2 separate regions of the Homo sapiens genome follow, and region 1 is linked to region 2. A link is a loop called in an ENCODE intact Hi-C map of the cell type or tissue named here. Cell type or tissue: heart right ventricle. All regions are shown on one strand. Links, peaks and the distances in the headings refer to the core of each region. The heading gives the core; the rest is flanking DNA.

Region 1 (8,340 bases), core at 103-8,102, 110 kb before region 2:
AGCAGTAAAATGTATAACAACAATAGCAAAAATGGGGAGTATACAAAATAAATGCATACTCTTTTAAGGTTCTGACACCACAGGAAAATATTATCAATTGAAAACCGGCCAGGTGTGGTGGCTCACACCTGTAATCCAGCACTTTGGGAGGCCAAGGCAGGCAGATCACTTGAAGACAGGAGTTTGAGACCAGCCTGGCCAAGATAGTGAAACCCCATCTCTACTAATATACAAAAATTAGCTGGGTGTGGTGGTGTGCACCTGTAATCCCAGCTACTCAGGAGGCTGAGGCAAGAGAATTGATTGAACCTGGGAGGCAGAGATTGCAGTGAGTCAAGATCACACCATTGCACTCCAGCCTGGGCAACAGAGCAAGACTCCGTCTCAAAAAAAAAAAAAAAAAGAAAGAAAGAAAATAGACTGTGATGGGTTAAAAATGTATACTGTAAAACCCCAGAGCAACCATTAAAAGGGAAAAGCAAAGTAAAAGGCCAGTAATGAAGACAAAAAATATATATATTTTTTTGAGATGGAGTCTCGCTCTGTTGCCCAGGCTGGAGTGCAGTGGTGTGATCTCGGCTCACTGCAACCTCCACCTCCCAGGTTCTAGTGATTCTTCTGCCTCAGCCTCCCAAGTAGCTGGGATTACAGATGTGCCACCAGGCCAGGCTAATTTTTTGTATTTTTAGTAGAGATGGGGTTTCACCATGTTAGCCAGGACGGTCTCCATCTCCTGACCTCGTGATTTGTCCACCTCGGCCTCCCGAAGTGCTGGGATTACAGGCGTGAGCCACTGTGCCCGGCCAATAAAAAATTATTAATCCAAAAGAAAGCAGGAAGAAGAAAAAAGGAGCAAAGAACTGACAGGTCACCCTGGAAGGGTTAGAGGACGCACCCTTCACCACCACTGTGAGAAATCAATTTGTGAGGTGAGGCCCAGCATCTTTGCTCTGTGGTTGCTTCTCTTTGTAGGTCAGAAATTACAGTGGGAACTGCTACCATCAACTGGGATCCCTAAATGCAATGGGGATAAAGGAATCCCGGGGTGGCAGGGCCCAAGTAGCAGCACCATGCCAAATCAAGGTGGGCATAGTTACCATAATAAATAGTGGAGCCAAAGCAGTAATCAGAATAGTCTGACTTGCTGAGACCTATAGCATTGGGTGGTTGATCATGGTGTCCCTAAAAAAGAAATAGATGGGCAGTCTACTAACTCTTACTTGATCTGTATAAGCAGAAGAATTCTAGGTCTGGTAAACAGAAGTATAACTTGAATCACCTGAAGAGAGTCATGGCCCCTTAAGCAATTCCCAGAAATGAGCTAGTTTACAGACCCAGAATCTCCTTAATGAAAGGGAAGCTGTGTCCTCTTGAGGAGACTTTCCTGTTTATCTTTCTCCTACCCTTCCCCAAAGGGACCTATGGCTATTTGCCTTGCAGAAGGGGAAACAATGATTTTTTGGGGATTACTAGACACTGGCTTCTGAACTAACACTAATTCTAGGGGACCCAAACTTCGCTGTGGTCCAGCAGTCAGAGTAGGGGCTTATGAAGTCAAGTGATCAATGGAGTTTTAGCTCAGGTCTGTCTCAGTGGGCCTAGCAGGTCCCTGAGCCCATCCTGCGGTTATTTTCCCAGTTTCAGAATGTACAATTGGAGCAGACATACTCAGCAATGAGTAATATCACTATATGCTCTGACTTGTAGAGTAAGGGCTACTATGGTGGGAAAGGCCAAGTAAAAGCCACTAAAACTGCCTCTACCTAGAAAAGAGTAAACCAAAGCAACACCACAATCCTGGAGGGACTGCAGAGATTAGTGTCACCATCAAGGACTGAAAGCGGTAGGGGTGGTGATTCCCACTTCATTCTCATTCAACTTGCCTACTCTGGACAGTGCAGAAAACAGATGGATCCTATAGAATGACAGTGGATTACTGTACATCTAATCAGGTGGCAACTGCAATTCTAACTGGTGTTCCAGATGTCGTTTTATTGCTTGAACAAATTAACATACATCCTTGGACCTGGTATGCAGTGACTGATCTGACAAAAGCTTTTTTTTCTTGGTATCTGTTAGTAAAGACCACCAGAAGCAGTTTGCTTTCAGCAATATACCTTCAATGTCTTACCTTAGGGGTGGGTGTATTGTTTTCAACCATATATCATAATTTAGTCCACAGAGAGCCTGATTACCTTGTCCTTCCACAAGATATCATGCTGGTTCATTACACTGTGATATTATGCTGAATGGATCTGGTGAGCAAGAAGTATTAACTACTCTAGACATACTGGGGGTAAGACATGTGTCTGTCAGAAGGTGGGAAATAAATCCCTCCAAAATTCAGGGCCTCCCATGTTAGTGAAATTTCTGGGGATCCAGTGGTCTGGGGCATACAAAGACATCCCTTCTATGGCAAAGGGTAAGTGTTGCACGTGGCCCCTCCTACCACAAAAAAACACGGAGAACACCTGGTGGGCTGCTTCAGATTTTGGAGACAACATATTACTCATTTGGGTTGCTATTCCAGCCCATTTACTGAGTAACTAAAAAAGCTGCTAGTTTAAGTGGGACCCAGAACAAGAGAAGCTGTTCTGCCATTTGGGCCACGTGATTCAAACCTGATGGCGCCTGAAGTGTCGGCAGCAGACAGAGGTGCTGTCTGGAGTCTTTAATAGATCTCTATTAGGTGAATCACAACACAGACCCTTAGGATTTTAGAAAAAGCCCTACCATCCTCTGTGAATAACTACTCTCCTTTTGGGAAACAGTGTTTGGCTTGTTAGTGGGACTTCACAGAGACTCAAAGCTTAACCATGGGGCATCAAGTTACTGGTGACCTGAGCTGCTGATCATGAAACAGATGTTGTCTAACCTACTAAGCCATAAAGTGGGGTGTACACGGTAGCACTCCATTATCAAATGGAAGTGGTATATGTAAGACTGGGCTTAAACAGACCCTAAAGGCACAAGCTGCATGAGGAAGTAGCCAAAATACCCCACGGCCCTGTTCTTCTTTGTCTCTTCCAGCCTGCACCTATGGCCTCATGGGGAGTTCTCTATGGCCAGTTGATTGGTAAAGAAAAACTCAGGCCTGGTTTGTAGATATTTCTGTGTGATACGCAGGTACCACCTGGAAGTGCACAGCTGTAACACTACAGTCCCTTCTGGGACATCCCTTAAGGACAGTGGTGAAGGGATAGCCTCCCAGTGGGCAGTACTTCTGACAGTGCACCCGGTTGTTCATTTTGTCTAGAAAGAAAAATGGCCTGAGCTAAGGGTCTACTCTGATTCATAGGCCGTGGCAAACGGTTTGCCTGGGTGGTAAGGAACTTACAGGGAACACAGATGAAAAACTGTTGGCAAGGTGTTATGGGCTGAATTGTGTCCCCCCTACCTCATTCATATGTTGAAGTCCTATCCTCCAGTATCTCAGAATGTGACTGTAATTGGGGATAGGGCCTTTAAAGAAGCGATTAAGTTAAAATGAGGCCATTAGGGTGTACCCTAATCTAATCTGACTGGTATCCTTATGAGAAGAAAAAATTTGGAAACACAAAAGAGATGCCAGGGATGTGCAGACACAGTAAGAAAGCAGTGCCATCTGCAAGCCAAAGAGAGATGCCTCAGAAGAAACCAAACCTGCTAACACCTGATCTTAGACTTCCAGTTTCCAGAAATGCGAGAAAACATGTTAAGTTTCTGTTGTTTAAGCCACTCAGTCTGGTATTCGTTATGGCAGCCCTAGCAAACTAATATACAAGGACACCTGGGGAATAGGTCAGTGGATAGACCTCTCTGAATAGGCAAATAATGTGAAAACACTTGTGTCCCATTAAATGCTCATCAAAGAGTGACCTCAGCCGAGGATTTCAATGATCAAAGTGGATGGGATGACTCGTTCTATGGATAGCAGTCAGCATCTTTCCGCAGTCACTCTTATCACTGCTTCATGAACAGTGGCCATGATGGTGGGTGTGGAGGTTATGCATGGGCTTAGGCAATATGGACTTTCACTTACCAATTTGTGGTAAGTGGACTTATTTGTGGACTTATAGAGTACCTTATGGTATCCCACACCATTATGGTATCCCACAAAGCACTGCTTCTTATCAAGGAATTCACTTCTCAGTAAGTGAAGTGCAGCAATGGGCCATGCTCACGAAACACTGATCTTACTACATCACCGGGAAGCAGTTGCCTTGACAGAATGGTGGGATGGACTACTGAAGACTCCATCACAGTGCCAGCTAAGTGGCAGTATTTTGCAGAGTCAATGTCCTCCAGGATGCTGCTATGTTTTAAGTCAGCTTCCAGTATAGGGTGCTACTTTTCCCACAGCCAGGATTCGTGAGTCCAGAAATCAAGGAGAGCAAACAGAAATTACCCAGTTCACTATTACCCCTAGTGATCTAATCTACCAGCAAAATTTCTGCTTCTTGTCCCTGCAACTTTGGGCTCTGCCTGTCTAGAGGGCTCAGTTCCAAAGGGAGGAATGCTTCCACCAGGAGACACAACAATGATTCTACTGAACTGTTAGTTAAAACTGCCATCTGGCCACTTTGGGCTCCTCATGCCTTGGAATCAACAGGCAGCAGAGGGCGGGTACTGTACTGGCTGGGGTGATTAATCCTGATTACCAAGGGGATATTAGGTTGCTACTATACAACAGAGGTAAGGAAGAGTATGTCTCAAATGTGGCAGATCTCTTAGGGTGTCCCTTAGTACTAACATGACCTCTAATTAGTCAGTAGAAGATCACAACCCAGTTCACATGGGACTGCTAGTGGCCTAGAAGACATTTTAGGAATGAAGGTCACCCCACCAGGCAAAGAACTAGGACAAACTGAGGTACTTCCTGAGGGCAAAGGGAATATGAAAAGGGGAGTAGAAATATCACCCTTTCCACACCAAACCTGGTACACAGCCAGTGCACTGCGGTGTCATCTGAGGGAGCTGCAGTCAAGGACTTGGGTCTCTGGGGCTGGCTAAGCTCTTACACAAATGTGCATTCCTAGCCTAGATGCCTTCTATTCCTAGGTCTTTTTATATGGGGACTTTGGCTGAGGCCTTCTTCAGGTGCCTCTGCTGAGACCTTGTCAAAGGAGGAAGGGGAAATCTTTTATTTATTTATTTATTTTTTTGAGATGGAGTTTCACTCTGTCGCCCAGGCTGGAGTGCAATGGTACAATCTCGGCTCACTGCAACCTCTGCCTCCCGGGTTCAAGTGATTCTCCTGCCTCAGCCTCCTGAGTAGCTGGGAATGCAGGCATGTACCACCACGCCTGGCTAATTTTCGTATTTTTAGTGGAGATGAGGTTTTGCCATATTGGCCAGGCTGGTCTCGAACTCCTGACCTCAGGTGATCTGCCCGCCTTGGCCTCCCAAAGTGCTGGTATTACAGGCATGAGCCACTGCACCTGGCCGGAATGGGAAATCTTAAAGACACTTCTCCCAGTCTACTCCACTCTCCTCACCCAGGGTCCATAAAGCCGCAGGAACCTTTTGTTCAGGGCTTTCACAACAGTGAGATGTCCCCCACTTGTATGCTAATCTACCAGATCCTCAACCAGTGTACCATTCCATGGGGAAAACGGTACTGGGGGGAAAAAGGAGCTGGCACTTTCTTTGGTTTTTAGCCTTTTGTGTAAACTATCAAAGTAAGTGAATAAAGGCTCCACTGTTACTTTCCTTTTGGGTTGTTTAATTATTTACTCTGATATTTGATAGCTCAGTTCTCTTTCCACATCAGCTGAATACTGATCTGGAAATATTATAAATATTCATTTCTGAATACAGTAATGAATACTGTACTATTTATGAGGATTTCTTATTTTGTTATGAATATATATAATTAACCAAATATTTGTGTTTCTTCTCTATCTCCTTATCATCTAATATAAGATGTATCCATAATGGTTAACTTTATATCATAGCATTTATGTTACAGAATATGAGAGAAGAGTGAATTTCACCCAAGGACTCTGCATCCTCTTCTAGGGAAAGGATTAGTGTATTTTTGGTTGTATAAAGGAGAATTGCATTATGTCAGGATAAAGTATGACTCCTGTCATTGCCTTTATTTGAAGACTATGTATGGCTTTAGGAGATGTGTATGGGTGTCAAACAGACAAGGGGTGGAGTATGATAGTCTTCAGATATGTTAACTTGGCTAGGCTACAGCCCAGTTATTCAATAAACATTAACCTAGATGTTACTATGAAGGTATTTTATAAGTGATTAAAGTCCTATCAGCTGATAAACTATCAATATCAGGAATGAATGAGGAGACATCAGTATAGAGTATAAAAACATTAAAATGACAAGTATTATGAACAGCTTTATTGCAATAAATTTGGCAAATTGTTAATAGATGAACAAATTATTTGAAAGACACAAACTACTATCGTAGCTTACTCTAGAATGGAGAACCTGAATAGCCCTATATCTATTAATTGAATTCATAAGTAAAAATTTTCCCAACAAAGAAAACTAGGAGCCCAGGAATTACTGGTTAATTCTATCAAGTATTTAAGAAATAATACCAACTCTACATAAAATCTTCCAGAAAATATAAGAGGAGGCCAGGCACAGTGGCTCACACCTGTAATCCCAGCACTTTGGGAGGCTGAGGCAGGTAGGTGGATCATGAGGTCAGAAGATTGAGACCATCCTGGCCAACATGATGAAACACTGTTTCTACTAAAAATACAAAAATTAGCCCAAGATCTCGCCACTGCACCACTCCAGCCTGGCGACAGGGTGAGACTCCATCTCAAAAAAAAAAAAAAAAGAGGAGAGAACACTTCTCAATTCATTTTATGAAGCCAGCATTATCCTGATGCCAACACCACGCAAAAATATCATAAGAAAATTATCCTTGAGACTTTATCCCTCATGATGACATAAAAATCCTTTATAATATATGACAACAAAATGGAGTTTATTCCAAGAAGCAAGGCTAGTTCAATATTCAAAAATCAATGTGACTGACATTATTAATAGACTAAAAAAGAAGAAAACCCCACAATTATCTCTGTAGATGGAGAAAAGGCATGACAAAATTCAATACTCATTCTCAGCAAACCTGATAAAGAGCACATATGAAAAACCTACAACTAACATCATACTTAATACTGAATGCTTTCCTCCTAAGACTGGGAACAAGTTGACAATACTTGTTCTCATGACTTCTATCCAGTATTGTACAAAGGTCTTAGACATTGTGGTAAGTCAAGAAAAAGAAACAAATGACATCTATATTGGAAAGAAAGAAGTCAAACTGTCTTTACTTACAGACAACATAATTATCTATGTAGAAAATCCTCAGGAATCTATTAATAAAAAAGGCTACTAGAACTAGTAAATGAATTTAGCTAAACCACAAGATACAAGGTCCATGTCCAAAAATCTTTGTATTTCTATATTCTAGTGAGAAATTAAAGTTAAAAAAGTAAAACAGCCTACAAGTATGAAATACCTAGGCATAAATTTAACAAAATGTGTTCAAGATCTATTCACTGAAAAGTACCAAACACTGCTGAGAGAAATTTAAAGACCTAAATAAACAGAGAACTTTACCATGTTCATGGATGAAATGACTCAATATTTTTAAGCTGTCAATTCTCCCCAAATTTATATACTGACTCAATGCAATTCCAATAAAAATCCTAGCAGGTATTTTTGTAGATATGGACAAAATGATTATAAAATTTGTACACAAATGCAAAGGAACTAGTATGAGCAAAATAATTTTGAAAGAAGGGACCTGAGTTGGAGGACTCATACTGCTTAATTTCAGGATTCCCTATAAAAATACAATAATCAAGACAGTGTGGTATTGGTTTAACAAAAAGACATATAGATAACTAGGAATAGGAAATCCAATTGGCCCAAACAGATAAGGTCAGTTGATTTTTGATCAAGGGATCAAAGTAGTTCACTGAGGAAATAGTAGTCTTCTCAACAAATGGTGCCAGGACATTTGGATATTCATATGCAAAAAGGGAAGAAAAGGCCCTCAATCCTTACCTCACACCATATACAAACTTGAAATGAATCACAGACCAAAATGTAAGAGCTAAAACTAGAAAATTTCTAGAAGAAAGTATACAGGAACATCTTAGTGATATTGAGTTAGAAAAATACTTTTTAGATCCCACACTAATAGCATGATCCATAAATACTCCAAATGGATCACAGACCAAAATGTAAGAGCTAAAACTAGAAAATTTCTAGAAGAAAGTATACAGGAAAACTTAGTGATCTTGAGTTAGAGAAATATTTTTTAGATACCACACTAATAGCATGATCCATAAAAGAGAAACTTGATAAACCAGA
Region 2 (8,340 bases), core at 129-8,128:
TATATATGCCTTTATAGGAAAAAAGATATTTCTGACATTAAAATGTTAAAAGAAATGGTGTAAATTTATTCAGAAGGAATAATGACAGCCTTAGATCTATAATTTAAGTATCTAAGTCTGGACCCTAGAATGAGATCCTGCATTTGCTGTCTGGGACTGTTCAGAAAACCCTGCTTCAGCGTTTATATTAAAGCTATGTACCTCAAGAGCACAACTTAGAGAAGCTGAAGAAACTCATGAAATTTCTGATGCTTTCTTTGATTCTTACAAGATGTGGGGTCTTCACAAAAGTTTCATGCTGACCTTATATACAAATAAACCTATGGAGAGACCAGGACATTAGAGTGGAGAAGAACTGTTTCTTCTAAAGATAAAATAATTTCAAATCCTTAAGCCAGGGTCCTGACTAATTTTAAGGCATAATTCAGGGTTATAATCTTATAAACTTAAGTATCTGTTAGGTACCATTCCCCATTTATTAAAACCCATTAATGAAAATTATTTTATAATTTTGGAGGTATAGATGACCTACCTAAGTGTGAGACAAAATCCTGAAATCATATAAGAGAAGATGACTAATGTGAGTATAAAAAATATAAGATATACAAATCCTGGACGGCTGCAAGATGGTAGTATTACTCCATGAAAGAAGAACAATTTTCTCTCTGAGTCAACAACTACGTGTTATGGTTTGGAAAGGGGTCACTAATAGGAAAGCAGACATGAGTCAGCTTCATTAATGGAAAAGCTGAGTGAGAGAAGGTGATTTTGATCTGAGCCAAGTGTACTTCCCAATACATCCCCCTCGAACTGAATTCACTAACTCAGTCACTGGCACAGCAAGGCATCTCCAGGTCTACCTGTCTGGGGACGGGGAGCTGAGGACAAGTATGGAGGACTGGCCACTTCAAAAGACGGGGCACCCAGAGCTCATTCTCCAAGTCTTACCAGAATATATCCTTATCAGAAGGATATATTCTGGTTCTCTGGTCAGAAATCCCTCTCTGTTCCCCTTACGTCAAAAAGTGATATAAGTCACTTTTTGCTTTGGTGAGAGGGAGAGGGAACAGAAAATATATCCTTCTGGAAGTGGAAGTTCCTTTCCCTCTGTGGAAATGGGAGAAGTGAGTACGCATTCCCTGCCAAACCATGCAGTAGTGAACTTATTTCAATATTCTAGTGAGCAGGAAAACTGAAAAACTTCATTTAATGATGAAATATACAAGTAAGTAGATTTTATAAAGTCAATAAACCTAGAAAATATTTTTGAGTAGCCTGTTAGAAGCCCTAGAGAAATGTGTGTCAAGGGCAAAAAATAGCAGGTCCTTGTACTGAGAACCTATTGTTCATGAGTATATTCTACTTATTTTCTGACTCATTTCTTAGAAACTGCCCTCTGCCCATAACCACAGGTTTACCATGGAAGTAGCCTTTTTCTTTTTTCTTTGAGATGGAGTCTCTCTCTGTCACCCAGGTTGGAGTGAGATGGCACAATCTTGGCTCACTGCAACCTCCGTCTCCCAGGTTCAAGCAGTTCTCTTGCCTCAGCCCAAGTAGCTGGGACTACAGGCGACCACCACCACTCCCGGCTAATTTTTGCATTTTTATTAGAGATGGGGTTTCACCATGTGGGCCAGGCTAGTCTCAAACTCCTGACCTCAAGTGATCCACCTGCCTCGGCCTCCCGAAGTGCTGGGATTACAGGAGTGAGCCACCATGCTTGGCCAAAGTAGCTGTTTTACACTTGGTTACACTAATCTCTGATTACAGTACAGTCCACATCTAAAACCAAGTGGGAACAATTTCTCTCTTCTGGGGTAATTTTGGAACTGGGACCCAGTGAGAGTCTGGGGTTGGGCCTACAACTTGTAAACTCAGCAGCTCTTGGTTTTCTGTCATGGGGACTGGGAAAATAGTCTGAGCTCCAAGGAAAAGTAAAACTAATGTGGATACAGAAACAGACAAACATGAGGTGAGTTCCTCTTCAAATTCAGTTTATCCCTGATGTTCATTTGCACTCTTGATCTTTAGTTCCTTCAGAGAACCTGACTTCCTTTCATTATTTCCCTTTGAGCTGGATAGAGCAGCTTTCTGTTACTTGCAGCTAAAAGAATGTATCAATACATGCTCAGAAAAACCAAGGATGCTGTATCAGTACGTCTGAGTCTGTTCTGTGTTGCAATAACAGAATACCACAGACTGGGTAACTTTTTTTTTTTTAAATAAGGCATTTATTTCTTACAGCTCTGGAGGCTGAGAAGTCCAAGGTTGAGGGGCTCACACCTGGTGAGGGCCTTCCTGCTCTGTCATCCCATGGCAGAAGATGGAAATTCAAGAGAGCACATGAGAGAGAGAGAGATGGTGGGGTGGGGGCGGGAGAGAGAGAGACAAAGACAGAGAGAGAAAGAGGAAAGGGGCCCTAACTTATCCTTTTATTAGGAGCCTACTCCCAGAGGACTCCAGGACTGTAAGAAATAAACGTCTTCTTTTAAAAAAAAAAAAAATTTTGCCACTCTGTGGTATTCTGTTATTGCAACACAAAACGGACTCAGAGTCCTCACAACCTAATCACCTCTTAAAGGTCTCCACCCCTCAACACTGTGGCATTAGGGATTAAGTTTCCAACACATGAACTTTGGGGGACACATTCAAACCACAGCATGGTAGAAAAGTGGTCATTATATTAGGAATGGGATTAATGAGCCTTGTGATTCGAGACAACCACTTCATCTTTCTAGACCTCAGTTTTCACATCAATAAAATGGAGTTAAAATATATGGTCTTTGCAGTATTTAAAAGTGTTGTTCTGTTTCTTTCTGGCTTTCATGGTTTCTAAAACAAAATCCACAGCCATATAACTCATTGATCCCCTATAAGTAATCTATCATTTTTCCTTGGCTGCTTTCAAGATTTTTTCTTTGACTTTAGTTTTTAGCAGTTATGATGTGTTTAAGGTGGGCTTTCTTTGGACTTATCCTTTTTGGATTTGGCGAGCTTTTGCTTCTGTAGATTTATGTCTTTTATCAGCCACTATTTCAAATTGTTTTTCTGCACTGAATTATTTCTCCTCTTCTCTGGCGCTCTAATGACACAACTATTAGGCCTTTTTAGTTTTTTTTTTTTTTTTTGAGACGGAGTCTCGCTCTATTGCCTAGGCTGGAGTGCAGCAGTGCTATCTCCGATCACTGCAATCTCCGCCTCCCAGGTTCAAGCGATTCTCCTGCCTCAGCCTCCTGAGTAGCTGGGACCACAGGTGCATGCCCACACCCGGCTAATTTTGTGGTATTTTTAGTAGAGACGGGGTTTCACCCTGTTAGCCAAGATGGTCTCGATTTCCTGACCTCGTGATCCGCCCGCCTCAGCCTCCCAAAGTGCTGGGATTACAGGCATGAGGCACTGCGCCCAGCTGCCTTTTTAGTATTTTATCCACAGATCCCAGTGGCTCTGTTCAGGTTTTCAATCTTTTTTCTCTGGTTTTCAGATTGGATCATTTCTATTGATCTATCTTCAAGTTGACTGACTTTTTTCTCTGTCATCTCTGTTCTGCTGTTAAGCCTGGATAGACAGAATAATGACCACCCAAAGATGTCCATGTGCAAATCCCTAGAACTTCTGGATATGTAAATGTATATGTCAAAAGGGATTTTGCAGATGTGATTAAATTATGAATATTGAGAGGGATATTATCACGGATAATCTGTGTGGGCCCAATGTAATCACAAGGGTCCTTGTAAAAGGGAGACACGAATGTGAGAAACAAAAAAGCACAGGTTGAACTGATGCAGCACTTTATTTATGTAATTATTTTTTGAGACAGGGTCTCACTCTGTTGCCCAGGCTGGAGTGCAGTGGCACAATCATGGCTCACTGCCGCCTTGACCTCGTGGGCTCAAGTGAGCCTCATCCTCCTGGGTAGCTGGCACCACAGGTGTGTGTCATCACGCTTGGCTAATTTTTATTTTTATTTTTTGTAGAGATGGGGTCTCACTATGTTGCCCAGGCTGGTCTCAAACTCCTGGGCTCAAATGATCCTCCTGCCTTGGTCTCCCAAAGTTCTGGGATGACAGGTGTGAGCCACTGTGTCCAGTGAAACTGATGCACTTTAAAGATAAAGGAAAGGGCCTTGAGGCAAGGATTGATGACAGGCTCCAGAAGTTGGAAAGAGCAAGCAAATGGATTCTTCCCTGCGGTTTCCAGAAGAAATGCAGATCTGCTGACATCTTGATTTTACCTCTGTAAGATTCATTTCACACATCTCACTCTCAGAACACATTACATTACATAATACATTTGTTTTGTTTTAAGTCACTACATTTGTAGGTATTTATTATAGCAGCCATGGTAGTAATTTAATACAGAGCTCATGCAATAACTTTTACATTTTTGGTTATTATATATTTCAGTTCTAAAGTTCCCATTTGGTTCTTCTTTATATTTTCTATTTCCTCCTTGAGGCTTTTTGCCTTTTCTTTTGTTTTTAAAACAGTGTTCACATTTACTTATGGCACTTTTGTAATAGGTACTTTAATGTCTTTTTTAGATAATTCCAACATCTTTGTCATCTCAGCATTGGTAAATGTTGATTGTTTTTTCCCATGTGAGTTGAGATTTCCAGGTTCTTCAAATGCCAGTTAATTTTGAGTTTTATCCTGGAAATTTTGAATATTATGTTATGAGACTCTGGATCTTGTTTAAAACCTGTGGGAAGTGTTAATGTTTCTTTTTTAGCAGGTAATCTACCTGGCTTGGTTCAATCACAAGTTCTGATCAACCTACTGCGGACTGTGCTTCTTTCAACATCAATTCTCATTTCAAAACCTTTACGGTGCTATTCAGATCTTCTGCAGATGTGTGCCACCCAGTGGCCGGCCCGGGACCTGCGTGATGGATGGTCGATCTCTTAGTGCAGTTCTGCTGGTGGTTTGTGGTTTAGAGTCAGATCCACGCCTGTACAACTGGGAAGTGATCCCAGGAGCTCATAAAACTGTCTGGGGTCATCTTCTTGTCCTCTTCCTTTCTGGTCATTCTAGTACTTTCTGATTCCCTGGGACTCCTCTTTTTGGTTCTCTGGCCAGAAATCCAGGGCTTTATTTCCCTGCTTTACCATGCACTTACTGTGACTGTTCACAGGTGGGGCCTTGTAGCAGAGACAAAAAGCAATGGAGGTTTGCCTTGCCCTCTTGGCACCATAAATTCTGATCAGAGGAAGTTCCCCTCCCTCAGAGTTCTCGGCTCCTGCGGATCCTCACCGCCACTGCTGCCATGGGATTGCTTAGAGGCTGGGTGTGAAAGAACAGAGAAAAAAGAAAAAAAAGGTAGAATTTCCTCCACTCTCTCTGAGTGTTAGGGTCTTCCTTCCCTCTCCTTGAGCCAGACCTAGGGGGTTTCTTCTGTAGTTCTGTCTGTCTGTGCAATTGCCCATTTCTGGATTTGAGGTTGCCTTGAGTTCAGGCCAGTGCATACCAGAAGAAAAAATGTGAAGCTCACCACCAGTTCGGTGGTATGTTGAATTCTGGACTTCTTCCCCAATCCACCTGCTACTATTTACTTTCTAGAGTCCTCAAATATCAGTTCCGTGCATCTTCACTCAGTGGGAGAGACAGGGTGGAGGATGCTTACTCCATCTTTTCTAGAACTGGGCCCCTGCGTCTCACAATTTTGATATGTATTTTTATTATTTCATTCAAAATATTTTCTGATTTCCCTTTTGATTTCTTCTTTGTCGGCTACTTAGAAGTGTTATGTCTTAATTTCTAAACAAAAGAAATTCTCTGGTTATATTTTTGTTACTGCCTTTAGCTTGATTGCATTCTTGTCAGAGAAGATCATCTTTATGATTATCAATCTTTAACATTTTTGAGGTCCGTTTTATGGGCCAGCTTATGGACAGCTTTTGTAAGTGTTCTGTATGTAATAAAAAAGTATGTGTGGCCAGGCGCAGTGGCTCACACCTGTAATCACTTTAGGAGGCCGAGGCGGGTGGATCACCTGAGGTCAGGAGTTCAAGACCAGCCTGACCAACATGGCGAAACCCTGTCTCTACTAAAAACACAAAAATTAGCTGGGCGGGGTGGCACGCACCTGTAATCCCAGCTACTCAGGAGGCTGAGTCAGGAGAATGGCTTGAACCCAGGGGCAGAGGTTGCAGTGAGCCGAGATTGCACCACTTCACTCCAGCCTGGGTGAAAGAGCAAAACTTCATCTCAAAAACAAACAGACAAAAAAGTATATGTATTCTGAGCTGAGCACAGTGGTGTGTACCCGTAATCCCAGCTACTTGGGAGGCGGAGGTGGGAGAGTCACTTGAGCCCAAGAGTTTGAGGCTGCGGTGAGCTATGATTGTGCGCTGTACTGCTGCCTGGGTGCAGAGTGAGACCAATCTTTAAAATACAAAAAACAAAAGGCAAAAACAAAACAAAAGAAACAAACAAAAAACCTTTAGATATCTGTTATAAATAGCACATATTTTGGTTTAGTTTTTTTTTTAATCAGTTAGACTACCCTTACCTTTATTAAATCATTTATGCTATTTATAGTCAATTATAATCACTGATAAGTTTAAATCTGTTGTCTATGTGTTTTCTATTTAGTCCACTTTTTCTGCTCCTTTTTTTCTCCCTTATTTCCCTGTTTTGAGTTAATTTCTTTTTATAATTATCTCATTTGAACTCCTCCCCCATTAGCTTTTAGTTACACATATTTTTACCACTTATTTAGAAAGTTTCTTTAGAGATGATAACATGCGTCTTTGACATCTCAAGGAGTTTAGAACACTTTAACTTCTTTTATTCCCCAGACTTCTACACTGGAATGTGTTAAAATAGAGATCTGTTCAGTAGTTGGGTAAACGAGTTTGCCTTGTGAGGGGACAGACATTTTAGACACTGGGAAACACAATTAAAAGTACACAGGTATGATGCAGATTGTTGTGCTGTCAGAGAACTACAGTACTGCAGTTTGGGATCATTGCTGCCAGAGGTGTGAATAGAAATGGAGGTGGAATTAGATCATGAAGGGCTGTCCATACTGGAAAGCAGGATGGGAAGCCAACAAACTAGAGAGCAACTACTTGAAAAGAAATAGCACAAAACAAAAAGTGATGAATACAAAATTAGGCCAGGCATGGTGGCTCACACCTGTAATTCCAGCACTTTGGGAGGCCAAGGTGGGTAGGTCCCATAAGCTCAGAAGTTTGAGACCAGCCTGGGCAACATGGTGAAACCCCGTCTCTACAAAAAATAGAAAAATTAGCTGGGCATGGTGGTATGTGCCTGTAGTCCCAGCTACTTGGGAGGCTGAGGTGGGAGGATCACCAGAGCCCAGGAGGTCAAGGCTACAGTGAGCTGTGATCATGCCACTGGTCTCCAGCCTGGACAACAGAGTGACAGTCTGTCTCAAAAAATATATATACAAAGTTATAACCAAACTTTATGTTAATTTTTTTTTCTATTTTTGCAGAGACAGGGTCTCACTATGTTACCCAGGCTGGTCTTGAACTCCTGGTCTCAAGCAATCCTCCCACCTCAGCCTCCCAAAGTGCAGGGATTATAGGCACTAGCCTCCATGGCTAACCCTCAAATCTCAAAGATTAAGAAAGTTTTAAATTTTGTATTATAACTGTATTGTTTGCTTGTTTGTTTCTCCGACAAGATAAACTGAAAGTTAATTCAAACTTGAATGCCTAAGGAACCACAGGTATTCATCAACACTCCCTCCTCTCCTAGGAAAATATTTCCTTCCAGGTTTTCCCTAAATCTTCCACCTCCCTAGTACTTGTAACCAGTGAAATACTTCCTCGACTTATTGCCTCTACTCCAGAACCATTCACAGTGCTCTTTGGAAAGCATGTTTTGTTATGAGCAAGATTCTTTCCAGTATCAAGTTTTTCTTAGAACACTCAAGTTAATCCCTTATAAATATCCTTTGATTAGAAAGCAGGATGGGCTCCTTGAGTCCAGTTGGTATTATGATATAGGTGTAGGCCATTTGATGGGTCACAATTGCTGAACATAAGAGAATTGATCACACAATACTTAGGCCACATAAAAATGAGATTGGGTACCAACCTCTCCTCTTAAATCTGGGGTAGGTGGAAAGTTCCTAGCCTCTAATCACGTGGTTGGTTCCCCTGGCAACCATCCTGAGGTTATCCAGGAGCCCCTAGGTACCAGTCATCTCATTAGCACGCAAAAAGACCTTACATTTTGAAGACTCCTAAACAGGGCAGAGAACAAATATGTATTTCTTATTATGTCACAGGGAGCAATTCCTCCAGGGACAGGAGCACCCCAGTGTCAGAGCAGCAGTTGTGGCAACCAGTGGTTATGGGGATCCCCAGCC

What was found. A loop is a pair of places that touch in the nucleus more often than their neighbours do. Peaks named below come from ENCODE experiments on the same cell type or tissue, not always from the same donor. Only the 100,000 strongest peaks of a DNase experiment are listed, where the experiment ranks them.
Region 1: it touches region 2 in a loop (3.0-fold over the local background); 33 of 110 quality-filtered maps call a loop at or near these places.

What each region holds. Positions count from the first base shown.
Region 1 is chr2:26,218,621-26,226,960 of GRCh38, forward strand. The region is part of intron 7 of HADHA (hydroxyacyl-CoA dehydrogenase trifunctional multienzyme complex subunit alpha); the gene reads right to left. Among named protein-coding and RNA genes, the nearest start is that of HADHA, 22 kb to the right of the region's middle. In heart right ventricle, for the core only: no CTCF peak of the experiment used is centred there; no DNase peak of the experiment used is centred there; H3K27ac peaks cover 527 bases.
Region 2 is chr2:26,325,344-26,333,683 of GRCh38, forward strand. The region is part of intron 1 of ADGRF3 (adhesion G protein-coupled receptor F3); the gene reads right to left. Among named protein-coding and RNA genes, the nearest start is that of SELENOI, 17 kb to the right of the region's middle. In heart right ventricle, for the core only: a CTCF peak has its summit at 4,870 (motif pointing left); a DNase peak (open chromatin) is centred at 4,868.